2 separate regions of the Homo sapiens genome follow, and region 2 is linked to region 1. A link is a contact called in ENCODE Hi-C data. All regions are on one chromosome and are shown on one strand. Each heading gives the region's core, a stretch centred on a gene start or an enhancer-like site at or near the end of the contact. The rest is flanking DNA. Distances are from core to core; before and after follow the strand shown.

The links. A loop is a pair of places that touch in the nucleus more often than their neighbours do. Pooled maps may share reads with other maps.
Region 2: a loop to region 1 is called in a map with no recorded cell type, with 4 times the contacts of the local background. The contact joins the promoter of LHFPL3-AS2 here to the promoter of SLC26A5 in region 1. A Hi-C loop is called at or near these places in 3 of 168 maps with a recorded cell type or tissue (CD8-positive, alpha-beta T cell, MCF 10A and naive thymus-derived CD4-positive, alpha-beta T cell), 2 of 37 single-sample maps with no recorded cell type and 9 of 50 pooled maps.

Annotation. Positions count from the first base shown.
Region 1 is chr7:103,442,996-103,448,702 of GRCh38, forward strand. SLC26A5 (solute carrier family 26 member 5) reads right to left here and starts at 3,212. Exons shown (of 20, transcript NM_198999.3): 1 at 3,103-3,212; 2 at 88-216. SLC26A5-AS1 (SLC26A5 antisense RNA 1) reads left to right here and starts at 2,212. Exons shown (of 4, transcript NR_110141.1): 1 at 2,212-3,524; 2 at 3,622-3,673. RefSeq lists an enhancer at 2,585-3,161 and a silencer at 3,218-3,287.
Region 2 is chr7:104,923,382-104,929,189 of GRCh38, forward strand. LHFPL3-AS2 (LHFPL3 antisense RNA 2) reads right to left here and starts at 3,264. Exons shown (of 4, transcript NR_027374.1): 1 at 3,072-3,264.

The DNA of each region.
Region 1 (5,707 bases), core at 1,962-4,461:
TTTGAGGAATCCTTTGATCTGGATAAAATCCATTACTACCTCTGACCCACTCTCCTATTTACTAGTTCCAGGGGGCCGTCTACTTACCCAGATCCAATGTGCAGCACAAAAGTCGGGACAGGGGACAAGATCCCCCGCTGGGAGCTCCAGTGCAGTTCACTGAAGCCTTGATCACTGAGGCTGAGAGCAGGAGAAGGGAGAGCTCGCTCCTTGGCCCTATGTATAGAAGAAGAAAAGGAAGTTAATTCAGCAGTTGTTGGTTTGTTTTTTGAAAGAAGCTATGTCCAAAATATTTCTTAACGCTCTCCTTTCATTCCTAATACCAACCCACTCCCTTCCAAGGCACAGCTACTGCTATCACAGTGGCTTACATGCGATAGACTAATTATATATAATTATATCTTCTTCCTAAGGGTGAACTGCTAGGATGTGAGAAAGATATAGTTCAATTTTTGAACTCAGCCATTCCCATATGTAGCAATTCATGAATACAAGTTTGCATATGAGAAATTGTGTCCAGAATGGGGCATCATCAGTAGTGGGAGCAAATCCTCTTAGAGCAGTTGCCTTGAAAAGAGCAAGAAAAGTAGAAAAATGAGAGACTCATAATGTTCAAGATAAGAGTTGATCTTGATCAATTAAAAACTTAATTAGGCTAATCTGTCTTCAGTCTTTTACAAAGAATACAATTATTCCTTCCCATTCACAGAATACTTACTCAAGGGGCCATGTATTTATTCTATTTGAAAGTAAATTAAGTCATATCCACTCAGTTTGTGAATTTACCCACATTGCTTCATTTCCCTTTCCCTCCATCTACCTATCCTCTGACTAATTCGCTGACCCGTTCTGAAGTGAGCTTTCATAACCTGGGCACCAGGAATCCTCTGAAAGGTGTACAAGATTTTGAATGGGTGAGCTTTTTTATTTTTTTTCTGGGGTAAGTCCCTAGTGTCCTCCAGATTTTGAAAGAGTCCTGTCCCCTCCTTCATAATCCTCTAGAATACAATTGTTTTCAAGGGTGAAGGTGGGGAGAAGATAATGATGTTGATAGTTGTTGGTACCTACAATAAAACATTTTATGAAGTTGGTCCTGGAACTAGTCTTCAAAAGAAGGATTAAAAGAGTTCATGAAATTGGATCTATCCTCCAACAGAATGGACTTACATAAAATGTACTCTGAGTCACAAAATGATTAAATTTATCCATGCTGTGTCTTTTGTGCAAGATTTCACTAGTTTGAAACCAAAAGAAAGGAAAATCATCATCTTATTTTTCTTAACTTTATTAACTTAATGATAATGAGAACACCTGGGAATACGGACGTGCTTCCTATTTATCATGATTTCCCTAGAAAACTGTTTCACTTGGGTTACTAAAATGCAGACTACCTGCAACGGTAGAAAAATTAAGATACCAGGGGGCAACACATGATATTTAGAATGAGATGAAAACTCAACTGACTTTGATCGTCAATTAAATAGGCAGTGCACACCTGCATCTACACCTCACAAGGCAATCCATTGATTGTTAGAAACTTCCTCAGTCTTCCATTCTTCTGTTCTTAGCAAAGCGCCTCTATGCGAAAAGCACTCAAATACTTGTTGGATTGAGTCAATTCTTTTGGTTTCACTCATAAATTAATGAGGAACGTGTAACTCTGTATAGTTTCAGAGTAGTTAAAGAGAGAAAAAAAGAAATGCTACATAAGAGAATTGGGGCTTCAGGTGTTACCTAATAGACTAGAAAGCTTTCCAAGAGTGCACTTAAGATATGAGCTATAGCAACCTTACCTAGGCAATTCTTCACCCTAAGTTTCTTTCTAATGCAAATTAGTTTGAATTTCTCTCTCTTCCCTCCTGTCCTTTGCCTGAAAGTCTTCTGATACAAAGCAATACTACCGTAATTAGAAGGAATGCCTGACAAAAATACATTTTAAATTTCATTTTCAAAAAGGTTGATACTTCGTATTGCATACTCCGAATTCCCCTGCATTTCTATGCTGTAAATTCCTAAACTTTAGATAATACATTTATATCTAGTGCACATTGTTCAGTTTTCAGATAGGAAAAAGCTAAATCTCAGTCTGTGCCCGCAAAAAGTTGATATTTTTTGTTGTTTTAAGAGTCTCCATGAATGTTGTTTAAATTCTAGAATCCACAGTACTCATCGAAGCTAGGAAAAGAATTTTGCCCACCCCACAGCGTATCTGAGGCTTTCTTCACAGCTAGCTGATCGGATCCTTGCAGCTGTTTCTTCTGTAGGTCTCGGAGCTCACTGAGAACGTCCAGCACGCCTTCCCGGCGGGGCCCGGCCCAGGTGCGCACTAGATGAGGCAGTCAACCAAGTCAATTGGTTCCCGATCAACTAAATCTCTCCTAAAAATAAACACTGCCGCGAGCTTCGAGAGTTCAGCGTGTCAGAGCCTCTATGATGGCAGAGCACCTGCCGCGATGCCTGATTGGTAGGGAGAAGGATTTCCCGGGAGGGGGCCAATACCAAATTTTAGGGCTGTTAGGCTCTGAGCAGTCCCTTCGTGACCGGATAAGTCAGAGACCCGGGGTTTGAGCCTTGCCCGGCGCTGAGCGGAGGGCCCAGTTTCGGGACCACAGCCTTGCTCCCTGGGAGCTCCGGGCGGCCAATGCCGGGCAAGCCCAGCCCGGCACAGGAGGAGGCAGGGCCCGTCTCCGGAAAGAGGGCCAGAGGCAGAACTGAGGGCCTGGTTTTGTGTAATTCGATTTGGATACAAACAGGCCAGACCCAAACTGGAAACGGCGAAGGGCTGGATTAGCACCGAAGGGATTCGAGGAGGCAAACGGGAAGTAAAAATGCTGTGTGGAGCTGCAGAGGGCAAGGGGACAGGGGTTGCAAAGGAAAGAGCTTCGTGAGACTTTCTCCTTCCCGGCGTAGGGACCAGCAGAGTGCGGGCAGGTCAGCCCTGTCACCGGTTCGTTTAGGGAAAAAGCGCGACATGGGGCCTGGGAGACAGGGGCAGAGGCGGTGACAGCGAGGGCCCCTGCTCGGGTGGGCCCGCGGGCCTCAGCTCAGTCCCCTCCCGAGGGACCGCGACCCCCGGCCCCGCGGCCGCCCGCGCGCACTCACCAGCCCGGGCTGCCCTGGGCGGAGCCGCCCCGCCGCGCTCCACAGCCGCTGCCTCTTCGACGCGCGCGCTGCCTCCAGGTGCGGCTCTAGGAGGAGGCGCCGCGGGCAGTGCCGGCCGCGCCCCGCGACTCCCGGTAACCCGAGCCCGCCCCGCCCCGCTAGGGCCAGGCCCCGCCGCCACCCTCCGCGCTGGGACGCCGGGGCGCGGGCATCCCTGCCGCCTACGGATCTCTTCCCAAGCACCTAGAACTTTCCAAAGCGTGCTTGGAATTTAACACCTTGGTCGTCGATCCCCGCAAATATACTCTGATGAGACCGGCTTTCTTCCCATACCGCCCAGGAGTTTCTCCAGGTGGCATTCCTGTCGCCTTGAGGTGGAACATCAGTAGAGGCTCGAGGCTGAAGCAAGCACAATACACAAGGTATAGCGTTCAAGTGGAAAACATTGCGTATTATGATTTTAAAATGAAAAAAAAACACAAAAAACCTGACTTATCTTTTCAATTACAATCATTATAGAGACTCCGATTCGTACAGGAACATTTCGAAAACAGGAAATCCTGAGGACAATGTGAGTATGAGTTTTTTTTTTTTTTTAATTTTCAAAAATCTTTGATGAACTGCCTTTGGTTAACACTTGGTTTGCAAATATTGACTATTGCACGACAAGGCAATGCATGATAAGTTATTTTCTGGGCATTTAAGTTAGAATTTATAAAACAACTTTTGCTTTTTATTAAGTAGAATAATGTAACACGTTACCCCAAGCTGGGAGAATTGCTTGAGTCCAGGAGTTTGAGACCAGCCTGGGCAACAAAGCGAGACTCCGTCTCTTAAAAAAAAAAATTAGATAGGAAATAGCTTGTTTTGCATCTAGCAACTGGGATACAAGAGAGCACCGCAGCCAGAGTGCCGGGCTCCAAGAGGGTGAGGGGTAGAAAATGATTTCAGATACATACTTCCCTCTGGCTTTATGCCTTAGCAAGGATTATAGTTGGTTCATTAAGAGCATCTTTTTTTTTTTTTTTGCTTTGTGCATTTCTGCGCGTGCACACTGTAGTGACACGTGGCGGACTAGCTGTTTGGTCTTAAAGCTGTAAATGCACGCCTGCAGACACCAGAGGCTTCTGCCAAGGAGACCCCACCTCCAGAACCTGGGCCAGGCCTTTGGCTGGGAGCGCTGGTGCTGTTCTTCATCCGAGAGGAAAGGCTAGAGATTCCCTCCCTACTCCACACGAGGGCGATCTCTTCAAGGGCACCAGACCACTCTCCGCGTCCCTAGCTGAGGAAACCAAATTTGCTTTTCTCCACGCTTTTGAACATCTCTAAACAAATCTTAATAGGGTAATTTACTAAGGAGGAGTTGGGCTCCTGGGACGTGCATTTCTGGTGTCCTTCATTTGCCACTTGGCCTTTGCCATCCTATGAAATTATTTTGTCACATACCTGTCTGTAGCCCAGTACTTCTTACACTTTAATGTGCATAGGAATCACCTGCGGATCCCGTTAAAAACGCAGATTCTGATTCAGTAGGTCTGGGGTGGGGTCTGAGATGTGCCTTTCTAACAGGCCCCTGGGTGATCCTGATAGGCTACTGGAGGACCAAACTTTGAGTAGCAACACTGGAGACAGTTGGATGATAAACTGGTTTTGCCGGTAGCACCAGGTACCTAATATACTAACACAATAATGGCAATGTTGCTAACACCTGTTCAGTGTTTACATGTAGTAGGCACTGTTCTGAGTACATGTATTTACTTGTATAGATATTGCTATTATTTCTGGTTTAGAGATGAGTTTGCTTTTAATATGAGTCTTCCCCACCCCCTACCCCCTTCCCATCCTTGCTGGCTTAATTACATTTATTTGGTATTAGAATATTAGGGAGAGTATCAGGAAGAACAGCTAGTGGATGCTAGACCTTAATACCTAGGTGATGGGGTTGACCTGTGCAGCAAACCACCATGACACACGTTTACCTGTGTAATAAATCTGCACATCCTGGACATGTACTCCAGAACTTAAAAGCGGATAAAAGAAAAAATTAAAGAATATTAAAAAGATCTGAAAACGTATACTCAGGGAATTTTCTTCCCTCCTTTGTTCCACACATTCTAGCCAATCCTGTGTGAGTAAACAATGTCATGATTTCTCATCTATTCTTCCTGTGTTTTTGTAAAGCCACAGATATTTGTTTACATGTTCTTGGCTGCCTGCCTGCCTTCCTTCCTTTCCTTCCTTCCTTCCTTTCCTTCCTTCCTTCCTTGCCTTCCTTCTTTTATTATGCTTTAAGTTCTGGGATACACGTGCAGAATGTGCAGGTTTGTTACATAGCTATACAAGTGCCAGGGTGGTTTGCTGCACCCATCAACCCGTCATCTACATTAGGAATTTCTCCTAATGTTATCCCTCCCCTAGCCCCCCACCTCCGACAGGCCCCAGTGTGTGATGTTCCCCTCCCTGTGTCCAGGTGTTCTCATTGTTCAACTCCCACCTATGAGTGAGAACATGAGGTGTTGGGTTTCCTGTTCTTGTGTTAGTCTGCTGAGAATGACAGTTTCCAGCTTCATCCATGTCCCTGCAAAGGACATGAACTCACCCTTTT
Region 2 (5,808 bases), core at 2,014-4,513, 1.5 Mb after region 1:
AATCCTTGAGATGACCACAACCCCAGTGAACAGCCTGGCTGCAACTTCATGAAAGACTGCCTCAGAGCTACCCAGCTAAGCTGGTCCCAGATTCCCTGACCCTCAGAATAAATGTTTATTGTTTAATGTTTACATTTAATGTTATCAATAAACCGATACCTTTAGGGGTCATTTGTTACATAGTAATGGATAACTAACAGAGTATTGAATTTAAAATCATGATTATCTGTTAGTAGAAAGAGTTGGGGCTTTGGAGACAAGCACACTGCCTTTAAATCCTGATTCCACCACTCCCTGGGTGAATAGCATGGACTCTCTGAGCCTCAGTTTCCTCATAAGAATGGGGATGATAAATTTATTCTCAAGACTGAGGATCAAAGGAAAGAAGTTAGAACAGGGAATATTCCTCTTCTTCCTTCTCAACATTTAATTTTTTAATTTTATTTATATTTATATTTTATTTTATTTTATTTTTGAGACGGAGTCTCACTCTTTCGCCCAGGCTGGAGTCAAGTGGCACAATCTCAGCTAAATGCAACCTCCTCGCCTTGGATTCAAGCGATTCTCCTGCCTCAGCCTCCCGAGTATCTGGGATTACAGGCACCCGACACCACACCCAGCTAGTTTTTGTATTTTTAGTAGAGACGTGGTTTCACCGTGTTGGCCAGGGTGGTCTCAAACTCCTGACCTCAGGTGATCCATCGCCTCGGCCTCCTAAAGTGCTATGATTACAGGCGTGAGCCACCACGCCCAGACCCTTCTCAACATTTTAAAACCGGAGTGAGGAATTGCCTCAGAGCAAGCACAACTTGCTCTGGTGATAATAATAATTGTACAACCAACTTCACTTATACTTTTATTCTTTCTATAGACACATTAGAAAGAGTGTAGCATTAATAGTAACATATCATGTATGTTTAAATCCTGTTATGCAGAAATGATAAACCAAAAAATCTGCTTATAGTATAAGAAAATAGTTACATTATTAAACAAACACCGTGAACATATTTTAGCTGCTTCCCATCTACATATAATCGGTCAACAATTCATAGACAACTATTTATTGGGTTCCCATTATGTCCCAGATATTGTCCTAGGTTCTATGAGGAATGAAAAATAGTCTAAGAAGGGCTGGGCACTGTGGCTCATGCCTGTAATCCCAGCACGTTGGGGGGCCGAGGCAGGTGGATCACCTGAGGTCAGGAGTTCGAGACCAGCCTGACCTACATGGTGAAACCCTGTCTCTACTAAAAATACAAAAATTAGCCGGGCATGGTGGCACACGCCTGTAATCCTAGCTACTTGGGAGGCTGAGGCAGGAGAATGGCTTGAACCTGGGAGGCGGAGGTTGCAGTGAGCCAAGATTGTGCCATTGCACTCCAGCCTGGGCAACAAGAGTGAAACTCAGTCTCAAAAAAAAAAAGAAAAGAAAAAGAAAAATAGTCTAAGAAATCATCTCTGTCTTAAAGGAATTTATAGACTTTTTAACATAATATGAAAACCAAAATACTGGCCAAGCATAGTGGCTTATGCCTGTAATCCCAATGCTTTTGGAGGCCAATGCAGGAGGATCACTTGAGGTCATGAGTTTGAGACCATCCTGCACAACACAGTGAGACCTCATCTGTACAAAAAGTTAAAAAATTGTGCTGGCATTGTGGTGGGTGCCTGTAGTCCCAGCTACTTAGGAGGCTGGGGCAAGAGGATCACTTGAACCCAGAAGTTCAAGGCTGCAGTGAGCTATGATCTTGCCACTGCACTCCAGCCTGGGCAACAGAGTGAGACCCTGTTTCAATTACAAAAAAAAAGAAAGAAAGAGGAATATCTTACGCTGTAAGTGAAGTTGCAAGGAAGTAAATGACTAAATAACAGCAAGGTGAATTGGCTTCAAATATGCAGATCTTAATCTCAGATTTACTGTTTACTAGCTTTGTGGATTGAGGTATAATCACTTACCTATCTGTGCCTCAATTTCCCCATCTGTAAAATTGGGCTAATAAGGTATGAGGTATGCCTCACAGAGTTGCTGTAAGGACCAAATGAAGTTTTATATATAGAAGTATGCACACACACACAGAGTGCCTGATATAGGAAAAGTACTCCATTTCTTTTTCTTTTTTTTTTTCTGAGATGGAGTCTTGCCCTGTCACCTAGAGCTGGAGTGCAATGGCTTGATCTCGGCTCACTGCAACCTCTGACTCCCGGGTTCAAGCAATTATCCAGCCTCAGCCTCCCGAGTAGCTGGGATTACAGGCCATCATGCCCAGCTAATTTTTGTATTTTTAGTAGAGACAGGGTTTCACCATGTTGGCCAGGCTGGTCTGAAACTCCTGACCTCGTGATCCCCTCACCTCGGCCTCCCAAAGTGCTGGGATTACAGGCGTGAGCCACCGTGCCCAGCCCATTTCTAATATACATAATACGTGTGGGTATTTGTTTACGTGGGGGTTATAGGCTATTGAGAAGAGAGGGATAAACTGGGTTGGAGTGTGGAATGTGCTGGGAGATACTGAGAAAGTACTTCTTGAATCAGCCTGAAGACCAAGCTGGCTTTAGATGGTCTGGGAGGAGAGAGGAATCCCAGAGAGATGGGAGAACCCAGCCTACTCTGATGTAGGGGACATAGCCTTAACATCTTCCTGCCACAAAGGCGCTGCCACCAATAACAATTCCACCTTGTTAAATAAGAAATAGGCCAGGTGCAGTGGCTCACGCCTGTAATCCCAGCACTTTTGGAGGCAGAGGTGGCCAGATCAGGAGTTCGAGAAGGCAGGAGTTCGAGACCAGCTGGGCCAAATAATCAAGGGTGCCTGTCTCTACAAAAAAAAATAGAAAAATTAGCTGGGCGTGGTAACCCACGCCTGTAATCCCAGCTACTCTGGACGCTGAGGCAGGAGAATCACTTGAACCCAGGAGGCGGAGGTTGTAGTGAGCCGAGATTGCACCACTGTACTCCAGCCTGGGCAACAGAGCTAAACTCTGTCTCAAGATAGATAGATAGATAGATAGATAGATAGATAGATAGATAGATAGATAGATAGATAATAGAACAAATAATAAGAATGGCTTACCTAATGTAGGGCTGAAGACTGTGTTTATTAGCTCATTTCATCCTCAAAACATGCCATGAGGTAGTAGTCCACTTTCATCCCCATTCTGCAGAGGAAGAAACTGAAGCTCAGAGAGCTTAAATAACTTGCCCAAGATCATGTAGCTAGTGAGCAGCAAAACGGGGCCTCAAACCTCAGCAGTTTTGCTCCAGACCCAGGGCTCTTAACTGCTGTAATAAATTTCCACTGGTTAATCAGTGATACATTTTTCACTCTACTTAACATTTTCCCACCACCTAGCCAAATCCCCAGCCAATTGAACGGAAATCTCTTAGGAAAGGTAAACTTATTTTAAATTAGCTAAAGTTAATACTAAACCAATAGAACTTTATCTGGATTAGTCACAGAGTAATGATTTTTAACCTTAGGGGTCAGGGTCTCCCTTCAAAAATCTGACAGTAAATAGGGCCTCTCTCCCTAGGAAGATATACATCGCCACTCCTAAAAACGTGTGCACAGAATTTCAGGGATTCCCTGATGCCCAGGGAGGAACCCTAAGTTATCACCTCTCGACCTCACACTTCCCAAAGCCAGATAAAGCTCCTCCATGTGTAAATAGTCTGGGGGTCACACTGGGGACCCAGACTCCCCCTCCCCAGCCCCCGCCCCATTAGCACAAATAATCAAGTGTGCTGGGGTGGGAAACTGTTCTGCCCACACACATACTCAAATTACAGACTTTCCCTTCAGCTGTGTGTGTTTTATTGAATGAGCACTTGAGTTCTTGGTGAGCCTGTCGTCTGGGGATGCCAAAGCTTTCCTACTGCTAAGGTAGAGCAGGAGCGGGCTGTGGGCGGGCCCTGCTGGAGAAAGCCTTCGCGACCAGCTGGTATTGCTGCTGAGAAGCCACTTCCAGCCTAACAGCCCAGAAAAAGCTAGAATTAACCTAACCCAGGTCCCATCCTGAAACAGCTCTGTCCCATGTGTTGGTGGAAGCCGAAAGCATAGTAAATAGTCTTTGAGTCTCTAGGGGTGGCAACTTGTGGGAAGGCAAATAATTGGCAGATAAAGGCTGGTTAGGAGAGCTCCTTGGTGTAGATTTCCTCCAGTATCACCTCCAGGCCCAAACGGTCCAATGCTGTCTTTAGTAGTTAACCTTTGTTCTCCCTGGTAGAAGAGGAGGCCAGGATATCTTTTGTCTCTGGAAATCTATGTCCTGCTTTTAGGCAAATAGAGGGAGGGCAGAGAGCTTTCTCCATCTCCTTCTTAATTGTCTTCAGCTCGACAATCCTTCATATTTACGGGAAGCATATTCTGGTCTCCTACATGTGCATGTGTAAATAAATGACACTTGGCAAATATTAGCCAGTCCTGAATTTAGGTGAGGGTGGGTGCATGGATAGGTATGTATTCTACCACATGTTTAAATATCTTCATAAGAAGTTAGAAAAAGAAGACATTGAGGGAAAGCTCAGAGGAACATGTACCCACATGTGCCAGAAAGGAAGCCGGCAAGCTACCCTGGCCACACCAGGGTGAACAGAATAAACTTGTTATGGGCTAAACTGTGTCTTCCCATAAATTCATATGTTGAAGTCCTAACCCCCACTATCTCAGAATGTAACCATATTTGGGGATGGGGTTCCGTAAAATGGTAATTAAGTTAAAATGATGTTATTTGGGTGGGGCCTAATTTAACATGACTAGGGTCCTCATAAGAAGAGGAAATTTGGGCTGGGTGCGGTGGCTCATGCCTATAATCCCAGCACTTTGGGAGGCCGAGGTGGGTGGATCACCTGAGGTCAGGAGTTCAAGACCAGCCTGGCCAACATGGTGAAACCCCATCTCTGCTAAAAATACAAAAATTAGCAGAGCATGGTGGCAGGTGCCTGTAATCTTAGCTACTTGGGAGACTGAGGCAGGAGAATCTCTTGAACCCGAGAGGCAGAGTTTGCAGTAAGCTGAGATCGTGTCACTGCTCTCCAGTCTGGGCAACAGAGCAAGACTGTCTGGAAAAAAAAAAGAAGAAGAAGAAGAAGAAATTTGGACACAAACACACATATGGGGGAAGGTGATGTGAAGACACAGGGAGAAAACAGCCAAGGAGGGAGGCCTACAAGCCAAGGAGGGAGGCCTGGAACGGATCCTTCCTCATAGATCTCAGAAGAAACCAACCCTGCTGACACCTTGATCTTAAACTTCTAGCCTCCGCAACAGTGAGAAAATAAATTTCTGTTGTTTAAGCCACCCAGTCGGTGGTTCTTTGTTAAGGCAGCCCAAGTGACTTACTCAGTTCGGCTGCTATAACCAAATTTCTTAGATTGGGCAATTTATAAACAACAGAAAGTTATTTTTCACAGTTCTGGAGCCGGAAAGTCCAAGATCAAGGCTCCAGCAAAGTTGATGTCTGGTGAGGGCTGCTGTCTGCTTCACCGATGGCGCCTTGTGTCACTTCGTCACATGGTGGAAGGGTCAGAAGGGCACTCCCCCCAACTTCTTTTATAAATGGATTAATGGCATTCCTGTGGGCAGATCCCTCATGACTTAATCACTTCCCAGAAGGCCCACCTGGTAATACTATCACATCGGGTATTAGCTTTCAACATATTGGAACATATTGAAATTTTAGGGAGATACCAACATTCAGATCAGAGCACCTAGCAAACTTATACAGAGTTCCTTTTGATTTGCCATGCAAGTGCAGGGGTGTTTTTCCATACCCCCAACCAGTGATGTCTCCTTGAAACTCCACTCTGGT